Linked DNA regions of Homo sapiens: regions 2, 3 and 4 are each linked to region 1. A link is an interaction called in ENCODE POLR2A ChIA-PET data of the cell type or tissue named here. Cell type or tissue: OCI-LY7. All regions are shown on one strand.

Evidence for each region. Peaks named below come from ENCODE experiments on the same cell type or tissue, not always from the same donor. Only the 100,000 strongest peaks of a DNase experiment are listed, where the experiment ranks them.
Region 2: POLR2A ChIA-PET joins it to region 1 with 5 read pairs; 1 of 35 experiments calls an interaction of 5 or more read pairs at or near these places.
Region 3: POLR2A ChIA-PET joins it to region 1 with 5 read pairs; 1 of 35 experiments calls an interaction of 5 or more read pairs at or near these places.
Region 4: POLR2A ChIA-PET joins it to region 1 with 5 read pairs; 1 of 35 experiments calls an interaction of 5 or more read pairs at or near these places.

What each region holds. Positions count from the first base shown.
Region 1 is chr12:15,982,659-15,986,658 of GRCh38, forward strand. All of the region lies in intron 6 of DERA (deoxyribose-phosphate aldolase), which reads left to right. Among named protein-coding and RNA genes, the nearest start is that of DERA, 73 kb to the left of the region's middle. In OCI-LY7, CTCF peaks have their summits at 33 and 246; DNase peaks (open chromatin) are centred at 13 and 2,453; H3K4me3 peaks cover 2,389 bases; H3K27ac peaks cover 3,957 bases.
Region 2 is chr12:15,569,207-15,573,206 of GRCh38, forward strand. It overlaps PTPRO (protein tyrosine phosphatase receptor type O), which reads left to right. Exons shown (of 27, transcript NM_030667.3): 19 at 211-292. Among named protein-coding and RNA genes, the nearest start is that of EPS8, 220 kb to the right of the region's middle. RefSeq lists an enhancer at 1,835-2,024. In OCI-LY7, no CTCF peak of the experiment used is centred here; a DNase peak (open chromatin) is centred at 1,975; H3K4me3 peaks cover 1,678 bases; H3K27ac peaks cover 1,856 bases.
Region 3 is chr12:16,637,196-16,641,195 of GRCh38, forward strand. No RefSeq gene overlaps it. Among named protein-coding and RNA genes, the nearest start is that of LMO3, 33 kb to the left of the region's middle. In OCI-LY7, no CTCF peak of the experiment used is centred here; no DNase peak of the experiment used is centred here; H3K27ac peaks cover 853 bases.
Region 4 is chr12:16,196,986-16,200,985 of GRCh38, forward strand. All of the region lies in intron 7 of SLC15A5 (solute carrier family 15 member 5), which reads right to left. LOC101928362 (a long non-coding RNA gene) reads left to right here. Exons shown (of 11, transcript XR_001749028.1): 2 at 2,520-2,660. Among named protein-coding and RNA genes, the nearest start is that of SLC15A5, 79 kb to the right of the region's middle. In OCI-LY7, a CTCF peak has its summit at 2,090; DNase peaks (open chromatin) are centred at 1,606 and 2,096; H3K4me3 peaks cover 1,576 bases; H3K27ac peaks cover 3,025 bases.

The DNA of each region.
Region 1 (4,000 bases):
ACTATGCTTATAAGGCAGTAGATGGCTCTCTTGTTAGTGAATTGCCTTCTGTTTTATTCTTTGATTATTCACTCATCAACATATGTTAGACAGGAATTTCTTTGACTTACTCCTCTCTGAATTTAAGCTTTTCATTTATCTCAGAGATATATATCCATACTATCTGAGACAGCCTCTGCTTTTGTTTGTGTTAATGTTTTAAAATTTAGTGCAGTATCATTGATTTTTATACTTTCAAATATAAGTTGACTTATTCTTTATCTCTGTGAACAGCAGGTCTATCCATTTAGACATCCAAGCTTGCAGCCTAGGAGTCATGCTTGGTTCTTTCTTTTTCTCACCTCACATAAATCAGTGAAGAAGCCTTGAGAGTTCTCTCTAGACCTCTTTGCTGTGTCTGACACATCTTCCCTCCATTCTAAGTGCTGCTGTCTTAGGCCACCATCCTCCTCCACAGGGATTACTTCAGCTGTTCCCCTGTCTTCCTGACTTTTGTTCCCCTCCAATCTGTTCTCCACACTGTCACCACAATTTTTTTTTAATGCTAATTTTATTATGGTACTGCTTGCTTAAAATTCCTTCAGTGGTTTCCCTTCATCTTTATGGTAAAGTGTACATTCCTTGATTCTTATTTTAAAAAGGTCCTTCCTAAGACCCTGGCTGTGCCTCTGCTGTGTCATTTTCCCTTCACACCATGTTCTCCAGCCAGGTAGAGTTACTTGCACTTCTCTGCAGATGGTGCCATCCAACCTTTTGAGTCTTTGTACGTTCTGTGCCTCCTGCCCGGAATGCCTTTTGCCCAAATAACTCCACATCTTGGGGTTCAGCACAGGTACCACCTTTTTCAGGAATTATTTCCCCTGACACTGCTTCTCCCCCTGCTGTTTGGCCCATTATCTCCTCTGTGTGTCCCCACGGCATTCAAGTAAAAGCCCTATCATATAACTTATCACATGACATTGTGATTGAGTGTTGAATTTCTAGGTGTCCTTCTAGGGGCCCTATATTTGGATGAAGATACCTGGTTTCTCTGGTCTTGAATCTGGGCCAGCCATATTCTTGTGTACTTCTTGAGTGCTCTGTCAGGCCTAGTAGATCATTCCTTGGAACTCTACTGAAAATCAGCCTACTAGTCAGCAATGGTGCTGTTGCTCTGGGCACAACTGCTGTATCTAGAAAATATCTGCAGTTGTTATCTGAGAGCAAAATCTCAGAAAAACCTAAGGATGAGAAGGGATGGAACACTTTGAACAGTTGTTCATCAGTGATGTTGGCATTTCAAAGATTCACAGTAGAAGACTCACTGTGCCTCTTAGGAACCTGGGAAAAGCCCCTTGGAGGCTACTTGGTGTACAGGTAGCCCCCCTTTATGCTGCTTGCCAGCACAAGTGATTGTTAGCCCAGGTAACAAAGTAAAAGTTTGGAAACGAATAACAGCAGCCACTTATAGGACATACTTTGTGGTAGCCACGCTGTTGGTTGTGCACATGGAGCTGAGATACTCCTCAGGGTCACATCGGAGCCAATCTTGTGATACCTGTTACCCCAGCTGTTATCCTGGTCACAATGAAAGTGTATTCATTCTGGGAGGTCAGCCAACCCTGTCCTACGCACAGCACCTACTACTCATGATACAAATGTGGTATTAGGTCATCACGCTTTGGAAGCTGTGTCCCACCCTCCACCCATCCTGTCCACAGAAAAAAATGTGATTATAAACATGTCCCTTTATTTCTTCCTGTCTGCTTGTTTCTCTGTTCATGTTGTTTATCCACTTCATTTCTTCATTTAAGCAGTGTTTGTTGAGCACTTAGTATGAGTAATAAAACCGTATTCATGGTGTGCTTTACCAGGTACATTGAAACAATATTCCTTCGTCCTCACATCAGTCCTGGAGTGGAAGAAATCTAGGATTGTGTGACTTGTTTAAGGTCACAAAGCTAATAAATAACCTGTATCACTATTTGAACACTCTGGTCTTCTGGCTCCAGATTTATTGCTTTTTCACTTGTAACATGGCTATTTCCCAAGGCACACACTAGATTTTATCATGAATGAAAGACACAATCTTTGTGAGGCATAATATATGAAAGCATGTAGCATACTTCCTGGCCTATAGTTTATACTTCCTACTCTGTTAAGAAGGTATATAATAGAATTGAAGTATTCTTTGATGAACTTGAAATATTTTGAAATATTTTTTATATTCTTGTCCCAATTTTATATGTAACTTGCACAAACTAATCTCCCCAAAAGTAATTTACAAATTTCTGACTAAATTCTGTATTCTACTTCTGTGGTGGTATAAAAAATTTTTTCTTAAATCAATTTCATTGAGGCAGATTTGCATTCAGTAAAATTCAGGTGTTAGATAGACAGTGTGATGAGTTTGGCAGTTTGCAAACACCTGTAACCACTACTCCCTTCAAGACACAGATCATTTCCATCCTCCTAGAAATATCTTTGTGTCCCTTTATAGTCGCCTCCACTCAGCTCACCTGCTGTCCCCGCTGCAACCACTTTTCTACTTTTATCACCATGCTTAGCTTTGCCAGTATTAGAACATTATCTAATCACATAGTGTGAACTCTTGGGTGCTTTGTTTTTGGTTTGTTTTGCCCTCACTAAAAATAAGAGATAAGAGATCTTAAGGAGTTTGCCTAGAAGTATTTCACTGTGTAAGTATACTGAGTTGCTAAAATTGTTGGCATAATGTTGTTTATAATATGTTCTTCCATTCTGATATCTGTGGGATCTGTAGTTATATCTCTTTCTTTATTCTTGATATTGGTCATTTTTGTTTCCTTTCCTGTTGTTGTTTTTGCTTTTCTTTCCTCCTCTGCTTGTTCATGCTAGGGCTTTGCCAATTTTATTAATCTTTTCAGAGAGCCAAGTTTTTATTTTGTTGTTTTTTTTTCATTACTTTTCAGTGAAAGTTATTTTCTAATTTCCCTTGTGATCTCTTTTGTTATTTAGAGTGCTATTTACAATGAGATATTTACTTTCCAAATATTTTGTGCTTTTATGGATATCCTATTGTTGCTTTATAATTTAAGATTTTGTTATCCTCAGAGAGTATCCATTGTAAGAATCTTTTGTCTTTTGGAATTAACAGTTATTTTGTAGCTCATTTTATGGTTGTATTTAGTTATATGCTTCAAGTGCACTTAAAAGAATGTGTATTTCAGATGTTAGAGCAAATGTCAGATCGAATTGGTTGATAATGTTTTTCAGATCTAGTTTTGTTTTCTTTTTGGTCTACTGGTTCTGTTTATTACTAAGAGAGTGTTAAAGTCTCCAAACATGATTGTGGATTTGTCTGGTTATCCCTTTCGTCTGTCAGTTTTTTCATCATGTATTTTGGAGCTCTCTTATGTATATATACCTTTAGGATTGTTATGTTTACCTGTTGAAGTAGCACATTTGTCATTATGAAACGTCCCTTTTTATCTCTGATACTAGTCCTTGTCTGAATGTCTACTAATGATGTTCATCTGGCCACACCAGCTTTCTTGTGTTTAATACTTGCATGGTATATATTTTTTTCCATCTTTTTATTTTCAACCCATCTGTGGCTATATATTTAAAATGTATCTCTTGTAGGCATTTCTTTTCTAATCTATTATGACAGTTTCTACTTTTTAGAGTGTTTTATTCATTTACATTTCATGTAATTGATATAGTAGGAGTTAAGTCTGTCATCTTGCAAACTTTTTCCTGTTTGTTTGAATCTATTTTTGGTTCCTCTTTTCTTGCAACCTTTTGGGTTCATTAGCTATCTTGTAACATTTTGTATCTTCTGTTGGCTTTTTATCTACAGACTCTTTGCACAAAATTTTTAAGTGGTTGCTCTAACAATGTGCATCCTTAATTTTTCACAGTCTACTTGGAATTAATGTTGTTTCACTATACATGTCACAAATGGAAGAACCTTACAACAGTTTAATTTACATCCTCATTGGTTCTTTGAGTTATTTTAATGTTCTTTTCTATATATATT
Region 2 (4,000 bases), 410 kb before region 1:
TCAAGGAAGCTGGATATATATGCCCTTCTTTTCAATTGCAATATATTAAGGATTGGTAACTTGAACCAAAAAAAAAAGGTGAGTGCTAACCTTAGAGAAGTAAAACTTCTATTTTCTCCAAGAAGATTAAGAAGTATGATATTAAACAATATATAATACCTATCAACAAGAATTTTAAAATGTATGTATATTTCTTTGTGTTTGGCAAAGCCCGGTTCAACTGGATGACTTTGATGCCTATATTAAGGATATGGCCAAAGACTCTGACTATAAATTTTCTCTTCAGTTTGAGGTGAGTTGGTTAAGGCATTTTCTACCTTCTGTAATGGAAAGGGCCTGGGAATTGGGGGGTTTGTGTTGCGGTCATGTCCCTGCTCACTGGCAGTGCGTAACAAAAAGGGTATTGGCCTGGGGATTGCTGATCTGCTGGTTTAGAGCAAGGGTTGTCAATCCTTGCTTAGTAGGCAAGGCCTCAGGTGGCACAAATGAGATGAGGGGAAGAAGAGAATAGGTGCAGGTACTGAGGTGAGCAAACATGGGTATAGTAGAAGCCATCATTGAAAACCAGGGAAATCGAGAGTACAAGAAGAAAAATGCAAGCTGAGGCATGAAGCCTGAGACAGAATTTCCCTTTCAGGGGATTTGTAGTGTTTCTCATGCTTCTTAGGCCACAGTAGTGGCGGATAGTGGATAAAACTGACCCCCTTTGTGTCCTGGGCACATAACATCCTGGAGTAGGGCTTTTCAAGCTATAGGACTCCTGGCATTCTACTTAATAACTTTTGTGCAGTTTTATTTTCTTTCCTTGGACAAATTGGGGAGATAAAGTTACACATGATTTGTGTTAAGAAAAAAATTGACAACATCTCTTTTTTTCCGAAGGACACATATTTCTTTGGATCTAAAACCATATGTCAGAAGAGATGGAAGTGAGTGAGTCTAATATCTCAGCAGTGTGGGGGAAGATAATTAGTTCTCACTTTTTCTTTCTACATATTTTATAGCTCATAACACAGTCTAAATGGCCCCCCATCCTTCAGGTTTCTATAGCATGGCTTGAGTGGTCAGTGATTCAGGGAAAAGGGGAAGATAAAGTGATTTTTCTAAATTCTGTAGTTTTTTTTTTTTATAAAGCCTTTTAAGTGCTCTTTTCTATTAAGGTAGCTGCTTTTTCTTCAGTTTTTAAAATCATTTCTCCTTTCCACTTCTCAGCCAAGGACAGCTTTAGTCTGCAAAAAGCATCAGTGGTCCTGGTGTGGAGACACTAATGGGGAATTTGAGGATGAGAAGAATCTTATACATTACCAAATACAAAGACCGCTAACTACCACCTGTGTCCTGAAAAATTCCACACAGAGCCTGCTCACTTATCCATTGTATCCAGGTGCATAGGATATTATAGATGCTACACCAAATGCTATACTCAAAGAAATTCAATTTGAATTGGAAATGAATGAGGAGGATGGCATTTCAGAAAGTATATCAAGGAAAGGAGGACTTTTTTTCTAAGCAAACATGAGGCAAAACTCTGAAAAAATAAATAGCTAGATGATTCTAACGATGATAGAAATTATGGTATAGCTACACTTTTACCTTATTAAAGCCACATTTTCTTAATTCCTTCAAGATGGCATGCCCTTGGTGGCACAGCTGGATCATAACCTCTGCTGGCAACTCACAGTTTATGTCTTGAAACCCAAGCATAACTATTACTGTTTCTGAATTGCATGAAAAAAAATTCAACAAGTCATTTTCCAGTAAACATATTCTTTTAGTTGTGAGTGACAAAAACATAGCTCAAACTTGTTTAAACTAAAGGAAAGGGGGTTTATTCAAAGGATACTAAGGTATCTCATACAATCAAAGAAAAGGTTGAGTAGCTAGACTACGTGCAGGGAAGCAGCACAGTTTCAGGGATGACTGGAGCCAGGGGCCCCTCTATTTCTCATTTCTGCTTCTCTCTCTGTTTTGGTTTCACTTTGTTTCACTGAACAAAGAGAAACAAAGAGAAACGCAGCCAGAGAGGGCAGATGTTTGTGTTCAGTGAAACAACAAACAACCTCTTTTTCTGTCACTTTTGTTTTGTTTTGTTTTGTTTTTTGAGACAGTCTCACTCTGTTGCCCAGGCTAGAGAGCAGTGGCGCGATCTTGGCTCACTGCAACCTCCGCCTCCCAGGTTCAAGTGATTCTCCTGCCTCAGCCTCCTGAGTAGCTGGGACTACAGTTGCCCACCACCATGCCCGGCTAACTTTTGTATTTTTAGTAGAGACAGGGTTTCACCATATTGACTAGTCTGGTCTCGAACTCCTTACCTTGTGATCTAGCTGCCTCAGCCTCCCAAAGTGCTGGGATTACAGCCGTGAGCCACGATGCCCAGCCCAACCTCTTTTTCATAGTGAAAAGCAGCCAACAACAACCCTTGAGCACCACAGCCTTTTGTTTCCATGGTTTCCAAAGGGAATTACTGTCTGTCTTTCTTGTTTGTAGTTTGAAAATTAACAGGGGAGGATTTTGATGGACGAGCCTGTGTCATGGTGCCCATTCAAACCAATCACAGCCAGAGAGGGCAGATGCACAGAATCTCTAAATGGAACCATGTGGGCTCAAGTAGCAAAACCTAAGAAGGGCATTATCTCCCAATAAAGAGAGGGTATTGGGAGAACCAAACCATAAGCGATTAGCATGCTATCTTTAGATATCACAAAAATATGAAAAGCAGAATTATAAATTTTATGTGCTAAATGTTCAATTTATAATATGCTGAGGGCTTTTATTCATTCAATGGATAAATGAATACATTTAGCCTGACTTCATAGGATTTATAAGAAATGTGCTAAACTAGGAATCTAAAATCCTGAATCCTCACTACAGTGTTGCTACTAATTAACATTCTAAAAAATATGTTTTTTTCTTAACCAATTGATATATAATGAGTTTGGGGTGGGCTTGGGGGCGGATGATGTATTAGCTACAGATTTTTTATGTAGTGAACATGCTCATGTATAAGTTTCAATTTATCCAACTACTTTGTTGGAATAATTCTTATGGATTGAAACTGCCCAGGCAAAGTATATACAAAATCTGCATTTTGAGTAAATTTCCCATAAGTGGAGTAAGTTTTCCCAGTGTTCCTAAAACTATACAAACAGTATAGTATAGTATATACTTCCTAAAACTATACAAAGAGTAGATATCAACATTTGTAATCATTGATAATGTAATATTACAAAGAAATTGCTTTCTCATCTGTTAACGTTAAGCTACATCATCTTCATATAGCACTATTAGTCATTTGTGTTATTTCATTTTCCTCTGTTTCTTTTATTTTCATGTACCTTATAATCTTCATCATTTTGTTACTGATTTCTAACAGCTGATTTATGATTAAAGAGGTTAACATTTTGTGAAGGGCTGAAAATGAAATACCATTTTTTTCTCATTTTTTTACATTGGGGTTTTATTTGGAGTTTGTACAGAAGTTGTGTATTTAAAAAATAATCATGTTCTGCTTTTTTTTAAGTACATTTTCTCATCACCTTAGTTTCTTTATGTATAAAATGGGTGAGTTGAACTAGATCAATGGTTCTCAACTGGACAAGTACCAGTCAGCCCCCAGATGAAATTTGAAAATGTGTGGGAGTGTTTTTGGTTGTTATAATAGCTTAGGAGGAGGATGCTAACAGTATTTTATGGAAGAGGGACGAGGCGTTAAATGCTCTTCAATGAGTGGGACATTCCCGCACAATAGAGAATTGTCCTAGGCCGAAAGTGTTTGATTGAGAAATATGGGTTAAATATGGGATGAGGCTACAATCAAGCTTTATAACCCATGTGTATTAGTCATGGGTTCTCCAGAGAAACCAATGGGATGTTTATATAGAACAAATATGATGTATATATAGAGAGATCTATTTTAAGGTATTGGCTTTTGAGGTTATGGAGGCTGACAAGTCTGAAACCTGAAGGGCAGGCTGGCAGGCTGGAGATCCAAGGAAAAGTT
Region 3 (4,000 bases), 650 kb after region 1:
GCTCACACTTGTAATTCCAGCACTTTGGGAGGCCAAAGCCGGCGGATCACCTGATGTCAGTCAGGAGTTCGAGACCAGCCTGGCCAACACGGTGAAACTCCGTCTCTATTAAAAATACAAATATTAGTTGGGTGTGGTGGCATGCACCTGTAATTCCAGCTACTTGGGAGGCTGAGGCAGGAGAATTGCTTCAACCCTGGAGGCAGACCATTGCACTCCAGCCTGGGCAACAAGAGCTAAACTCCGTCTCAAAAAAAAAAAAAGCAACCTGGAAAACAGAAATTATTATGCTAACATTCAAAATGTAAATGTGTTCTCACTTCAGAGATTAAGGAAACTGGTTGGAATTTGTTTTGTAGGCTTCCGAAAGGCACTTACCTTCAGTCAGAATTGACTAGATCAAGGAACATTGTGACATAGATGAAGTTAAACCTGAGCATTTTGTTAAACACCCAATACCTTTTAGAGCCATAGGTCTCCGCATTGGGTACACATTCACCTCTCTTTTCCTTGCAGGACTCAAGCCCCAGAGCTTTTCTGTCTTCCTTTTCTCTTTCTGATTCCACTCCTCACACCCTGTTCTGCTCTACATTAATCTAATAACCTAAGGACTATATGTGTCAACATTTGTATTAGAATAGGAACTTTTTCAGAATCCAGTGGCTATCTCCAAAGTGAGTAGAGGTGATATCCAAGGTAGGTGGCCTTAAGCCCAAACCTACTCTGCCTATACCTAGGAGTAGCTCTGTTGGGTCCACATTACAATATTTTATTTTTACTTTATCCAAAAATCAACTTCATTCATTCATAAAAAAGAATTATATGAAGATCTTTTATAAAACAAACTAGGGAGTCCTCAATATTAGTGTGAAAATGAAAAAGACAGGATATTCTCAGTATTAAAATCTTTCTTGCCCCCATGATGTGCTGAGCACTATATTAGAGAATTCACTAAAAAGTAAATTATGGTCTGTGCTTTCCAGTCACCGGCTGTTTGATAGGAAATGCAGATACAAGTAAATAATTGCAATAAGATATTTAAAATGCTGTAATTCGAGGTACTAGATACACAGATGACACAAAGACAGAAGTGGTTAACTCTGTTGGTTGGGGCAGACAAGACTTCATAGGAGACCACTGAGTTAGATTTTGAAAAATTAACTTTACAGATGAAGAAAGTAATGAGGAGTTTTGTGCCAAGACGTGGTGGCATGAAACACATTTGCCTTCTATTTTGAATAAAGAACTAGTCTTGCGAAGACTTGAAGTCAATAGAAAATCCATTTTCACGAAGGTAGTAGCTACCTCCAATATTCAGGGGATAGTGGCACTGAATCAAGCTTCAATACACAGCCGTCAGTGGCATTGATAATGTGCAGTGATATACTTATTGGATCAATTAAATTGTATAATCACAGTTACTGTTCTGTCTATAGTTTCATTTTGTCCTAACATTTATAGAGCCTCACTCCAACCTTCCAGATTATTCCCCTAGTTATCCAATTTCCTTTCAATAGTGTGTTTCATTTTTCTTAACATAGCAACTGTTAGTTTCTGATGTACCTAGATACCCTGGCTCTTGCAGCAGTAAAGAACAGGAGTCTTGAATTTTGTGGTCATTTTTTGCAGAGGTGGAACAGTTCAGAGTGATGTGCTTTTGTGTACTGCACTAAAAGAGAGTTTAGTAGAGACACTGGGATTGAGGAGGTCTGTGGGACTAGGGTTTTGGGTAAATTATTCATATGAACTTTGGAATTACTCACGACCATGACTGTATTTGGGATAGTAAAGGTTTGGTGTTTTTTTTTTTTTTTTTTTCCCGGAGTCTCGCTCTTGTTGCCCAGGCTGGAGTGTGGAGTGCAGTGGCATGATCTCGGCTCACTGCAACCTCCGCCTCCTGGGTTCAAGTGATTCTCTTGCCTCAGCCTCCCGAGTAGCTGGGACTACAGGTGCCCACCACCACGCTCGGCTGATTTTTTATATTTAGTAGAGATGGGGTTTCACCATGTTGGCCAGGCTGGTCTCAAACTCCTGACCTCTGATAATCCACCCGCCTCAGCCTCCCAAAGTGTTAGTATTTACAGGCTGAACCACTGCACGCGGCCGAGGTTTGGTGTTTTTAATGAATTTGGGTATTTGGCTTTGTTAGTGTGTTCTCATGCTGCTAATAAAGACATAACTGAGACTGGGTAATTTATAAAGGAAAGAGGTTTAATGGACTCACAGTTCCACATGGTTGGGGAAGCCTTACAATCATGGCGGAAAACGAAGGAAGAGCAAATGGACTTCTTACATGGTGGCAGGCAAGAGAGCCTGTGCAGGGGAATTCCCCTTTATAAAACCATCGGCCATCGGCCAGGCGCAGGGGCTCACGGCTGTAATCCCAGCACTTTGGGAGGCCGAGGCAAGCAGATCACGAGGTCAGGAGATTGAGACCATCCTGGCTAACACAGTGAAACCCCGTCTCTACTAAAAATAAAAAAAAATTAGCCGGGCGTGGTGGCGGGCACCTGTAGTCCCAGCTACTCGGGAGGCTGAGGCAGGAGAATGGCGTGAACCCGGGAGGCGGAGCTTGCAGTGAGCTGAGAGTGCGCCACTGCATTCCAGCCTAGGTGACAGAGCAGGACTCTGTCTCAAAAATAAATAAATAAAATAAAATAAAAAATAAAACCATCAGCTATCATGAGACTTACTACCATGAGAACAGCACAAGAAAGACCCACCCCCATGATTCAATTACCTCCCACCAGGTCCCTCCCATGACATGTGGGGATTATGGGAGCTACAAATTCAAGATGAGATTTTGATAGGGACACAGCCAAACCATATCATTCTGCTGCAGCCCCTCCCAAATCTCATGTCCTCATATTTCAAAACCAATCATGCCTTCCCAACGGTCCTCCAAAGTATTTTTTTTTTTTTTTTTGAGACAGAGTCTCTCTGTGGCCTAGGCTGGAGTGCAGTGACACGTGATCTTGGCTCACTGCAACCTCTGCTTGCTGGGTTCAAGCAATTCTCCTGCCTCAGCCTCCTGAGTAGCTGGCACTACAGGTGCATGCCACCATGCACAGCTAAAGTTTTGTATTTTTAGTGGAGACAGGGTTTCACCATGTTGGCCAGGCTGGTCTCGAACTCTTGACCTTGTGATCCGCCTGCCTTGGCCTCCCAAAGTGCCGGGATTATAGGTGTGAGCCACCGCGCCCGGCCCCAAAGTCTTAACTCACTTCAGCATTAACTCAAAAGTCTACATTCCAAAGTCTTATCAGAGACAAGGCAAGTCCCTTCCACCTATGAGCCTTTAAAATCAAAAGCAAGTCAGTTACTTCTCCAATACAATGGAGGTACAGGCATTGGGTAAATATATCCATTCCAAATGGGAGAAATTGGCCAAAACAAAGGGGCTACAGGCTCCATGCAAGTCTGAAATCCAATAGGGCAGTCATTAAAACTTAAAGTTCCAAAATGATCTCCTTTGACTCCATGTCTCACATCCAGGGCATGCTGATGCAAGAGGTGGGCTCCCATGAGCTTGGGAAGCTCTGCCTCTGTGGCTTAGCAGGGTACAGCTCCCGTCCTGGCTGCTTTCATGGGCTTGCATTGAGTGTCTGCAGCTTTTCCAGGCCCATGGTACAAGCTGTCAGTGGACCTACCATTCTGGGGTCTGGAAGACCATGGCCCTCTTCTCACAGCTCCACTAGGCAGTGTACCAGTGGGGACTCTGTGTGGGGGCTCCCACTGTACATTTCACTTCCAACTGCCCTAGCAGAGATTCTCCATGAGGGCTCTGCCCTTGCGGTAAACTTTTGCCTGTATATCCAGGTGTTTCCATACATCCTCTGAAATCTAGGAGGAGGTTCACAAACCTCAATTCTCGATTTCTGTGCATGCTCAGGCTCAACACCACATGGAAGCCCCCAAGTGTTGGGGTTTACACCCTCTGAAGCCACAGCCCGAGCTGTATCTTGTTTAGCCATGGCTGGAGCTGAAGCAGCTGGGATGC
Region 4 (4,000 bases), 210 kb after region 1:
GTGGGTGACAGGAGAGAAGGACATTTGTACTAGAAAAGTTAGAGAAAGATAGTATAAATCTGTGGATATGGACAAAACATTTTGTGAGTGGGATTATCTTAAAAAAAAAAAGAAAAGAAAACCCCAAACCGAAGATTGCCATATTACGTATTCAAACTTTCTATAATGCTCCTGTATTCATTCTTAAATATCATTTTTAGCATGTGGCTTTCTTTCTAATGCTCATCTTCATTCTAGTCCCACATTTTTTCCATATTTAGATTCATTTAACATTCTCTGTATAGCTGATTTACATGGTAAAGAGAAGCATCGCCTGAATTGATAGCATGGGACAAACACTTGTATCAAGTCAGACAGAAAGATTCTTCAGGACACCTAAAGTTTACTTTATTTATATGGAGATGATCTGTCTATGTGAAGAGACAGAATTGGGTATAAAAAGATATAGAAAGGGCATGGGCTTTAGTCAGGTAGACTTTTAAAGTTGAATCTTGCCTTAACAGTGTAGTCGTTGGGCAAATAACTGGACCACTTAAGCCTCAGTTTCTCTTCTATGAAATGATGATAACAGAATCTCCCTTACTGAGTTGTCATGAGAAGTTAAAGAGATAATGGTTGTCAAGGGCCGGACACAGAGGAGGCACTCCACAAACCTTAGATTATCACCTCCTCCTGCCCCCTTTCCAGGTAGCTCACACACCATCATGTAGCCTGAGCTTGATCTTGGGTCTGTCTCCTATAAGATACTTCTTCATGTTCTGTATGCCTTTTTTTTTTTTTTATCATTGTCCCAGGACTGGTTGTAAAATGTTCCGTTTAACATTGTCAGTTGACTCCGCTCTTAGGTACTATAACTTTATTTTAGTAGCTTATAAACTTTTATTGTCGTAATTCACATTTGTGCCATTTTTCATCTGACATTTCCAGTAGCTGATTGAAATCAGGAGCATCCTTGCAAAGGAGACATAGTGAAGACTTGAGGTCTAGAATGAGGCTAACTAAACTTCTCCAGATCGCAGGATAGCTGAACAGGAGCATGAGAAACAGTGTGCCACATAGAGTCTGATGGGTCATTCATTCCCTGCCATTCGTAATGCCCACAGTGCACCCTAGTTAATACTTTCATAATATAACCAGCTAGTTAGTAATAGTGTTCAACTGCTGAAGTAGTAAAGGACTCAAAATATTTAGCATTGTTCAGAATTCCTCCAAATATCTCTTGCTTAGCTAGATGTATTTGTTCATTTGAAAGTCATTTTTTAGAATTTTTTTGTGTACCAGAAAATGTGCATTCCATGCTGCTTAAGAAAAGGAATTCATAAATTAGTAGGGGACAGGCAAAGTGTAATTATTCTGGAGCATTAGGCCTTGTAGACACTAAATAAAATGTTTCTATTTATCCGAAATTATCACAGTCATTTTAGAGACAAAGGATTGTAGAATCATCTAGACTCACTCTTTATTTTATATATTAATGAGTGAAGGAACAGAGAGGTCAAGTGAAACATCACTCAGCAGAACCCTCATCTTCCTGCTGTTATATCAAATGCACTGCTGTAGTCCACCTCTTGGTGTTTAATGCAACTACCACTTTTATGACTTTCTTTAACATCTTCTCAACAGTTTTAAAATGTCTGGATTTCAGTCTTTGAAATCACTTACCTCAAATTCTTTCTAAAATACCTAAGGACGACATTTCTACTCTGGTCCTGAGACTGGCATTCAACCTACTGTGAGATTCTTAGAGCAATTTACACTAAATTTAAAGCTTTTGAAACTGGATTGAGAAACATATATCGTGATACACACATGCTATAACACTATAAACTACACAAATTTGCTAATATGAAAGAAAAATACAGTTTATTTCTCTTCTATCTAATGCCCTACGTTGTAAGGCTCAAAATTTCATTTGCTGCCTTGATGCCTTTGAGCCTCACAGGCCCCAAAGGTCTAACCACATGTTCCCCTGCTTTCATTAGATAATGCTCCTCACCCAGAGGGAAGAGCTCCCCACCTGGCTAGTTCCCCTATTAGCCAGGCCAGCTGCACTCCACCCGGGTCTCAACCTAAGACGTTTCACTTCCCTGCTAGCTCTCAACATTATTCAAAGCAACCAATCACATTTAGCCGACAGGAACCAGCCTGTCACCACAGCCCTTTGTTACTACAAAGCCTGCCCCCCACAGACCCTGCTTGTTCACTGTATGCCTGAGTGCAACCCCAGGTGACCCTGCACATATCAGGGTATTTTCCTTTCCCAGGCTGTGAGTGTATGTGACTAATAAACTGCTGTCAGTCTCATGTGTAGACTGTCTCAAAAAAAAAAAAAAAAAAAAAGGATGCATGTTTTCCATAATCTCATACTATTTAGAGTAAGAGACACCCCCAGGTCACCAATGTGGTGAATAAGAGATGATCAGAACAGACCCTCACCACAGAAATCAAGGTCAGTTCTAGAGAAAATAGTAATAGCTTTTGCTTTAATGCATAATTACTGTTTATTTTTCTTTTGGAAGGAGGAGAAAAGAGAAAGGAACCCTCCCATTCATCCTTCCGTATCACTACTCAGAACCAAGTACCTCTGCTTCTAAACTACATCAGGGAGTGCAACTCCCATGGAATCACAGGACAAGAAGAAATGGGAACAGATATTTAAGGTAATAGATATACAAATTACCTTGATTTGACTATATAAATTTATCAAATGATCACACGTATCTTGAAAACAAGTACACCTAGTATGTATCAATAAAAAATTTTTTAAAATAATAAAAGAAGTAATGGGAATAAGACATAGTCATCCAAGAAGTATTGGATGCAGTGCAACCTGCCTGACCAAAAATAAAACATTATAGGTGAGTATGAGTTCTGGGGGGTGCCAGATAGCCATGTATGCTTGACACTGTGGTCTATAATCACTCTATCTAGTCAGAGTGTTAGAAAACCTAAAAATGCTGTAAAGTTCTCATTGTAGCCTAGCAGTCTTGGGCTTAATGGGTCACTTTAACTGTAGACTTTAGCAAAAATATCCACATACACTCTCAGTTAGTAAACACTACTCTCAGCAAATCTCTTCTTTTGAGCATGAGTAAACAGAAAAAGGGTCAATATGGGTAAGGAAAAGTGACTACGATACATGTTATAAATGTTGCTTACAGGAAACACCCTGAACACAGAATGACAAAGCTTAAAATAATAATAATATTATTAATAATAATATAATAATGAATGAGAAACTCATAAGACAAAGACAAAAAATACTGGAAAGTACTAATCTCAGCAAAGTTGAATTCAAAGGAAAAACTATTTTAAAGGGACATTGAAAATTTTTTTATATTGATAAAAAACACAATTCAAATTGAAGATATGCCAGTGGATTTCCCTTAAGTAATGAAATCATAAAAAAATCTGTTGTCTTTTGGAAAAAATGATATATACGTAATTCTTATCAATGACTATAACACACTCTTGCCAGTTTTTGATCAAATTGTCAAAGAAGAGATGTAGAGAATTAAATTAATGTGATTGACAAGTGTTTAATAAAGATCACAACATTGTTTAGTATGAAGAAAGAATATTTCACCCTCTTACAGAAGTTTCAATAACATTAGAAATAAACCAAACCTCCAAGAAATTGAAGATATGCCTCTTGGACATCTAACTGGTCAATGAAGAAATGAAACCCACAATATCAAAGTATTTAGAAAATGAAGAGAATGAGGAAATTGCATTTATACATTTAGAGATACAGATATAAACTCTACCCAGAAGCACATTTAAAGGCACATAGGTTTTCATTTTTAAAGTCAGAATTAAAATAAATCAAATAAACATTCAAGACAAAAAAATTAGGAAATGCATAAAACAAATCTAAGGAAAGTAGGAGTAAGGAAATAGAGATGAGAACAGGAAATCAATATATTAAACATTTTTAGATTTAATAGTTCTAAGAGATGATTCATTGGAGAAAATATGACAAATAAAACTGGCAAATCCA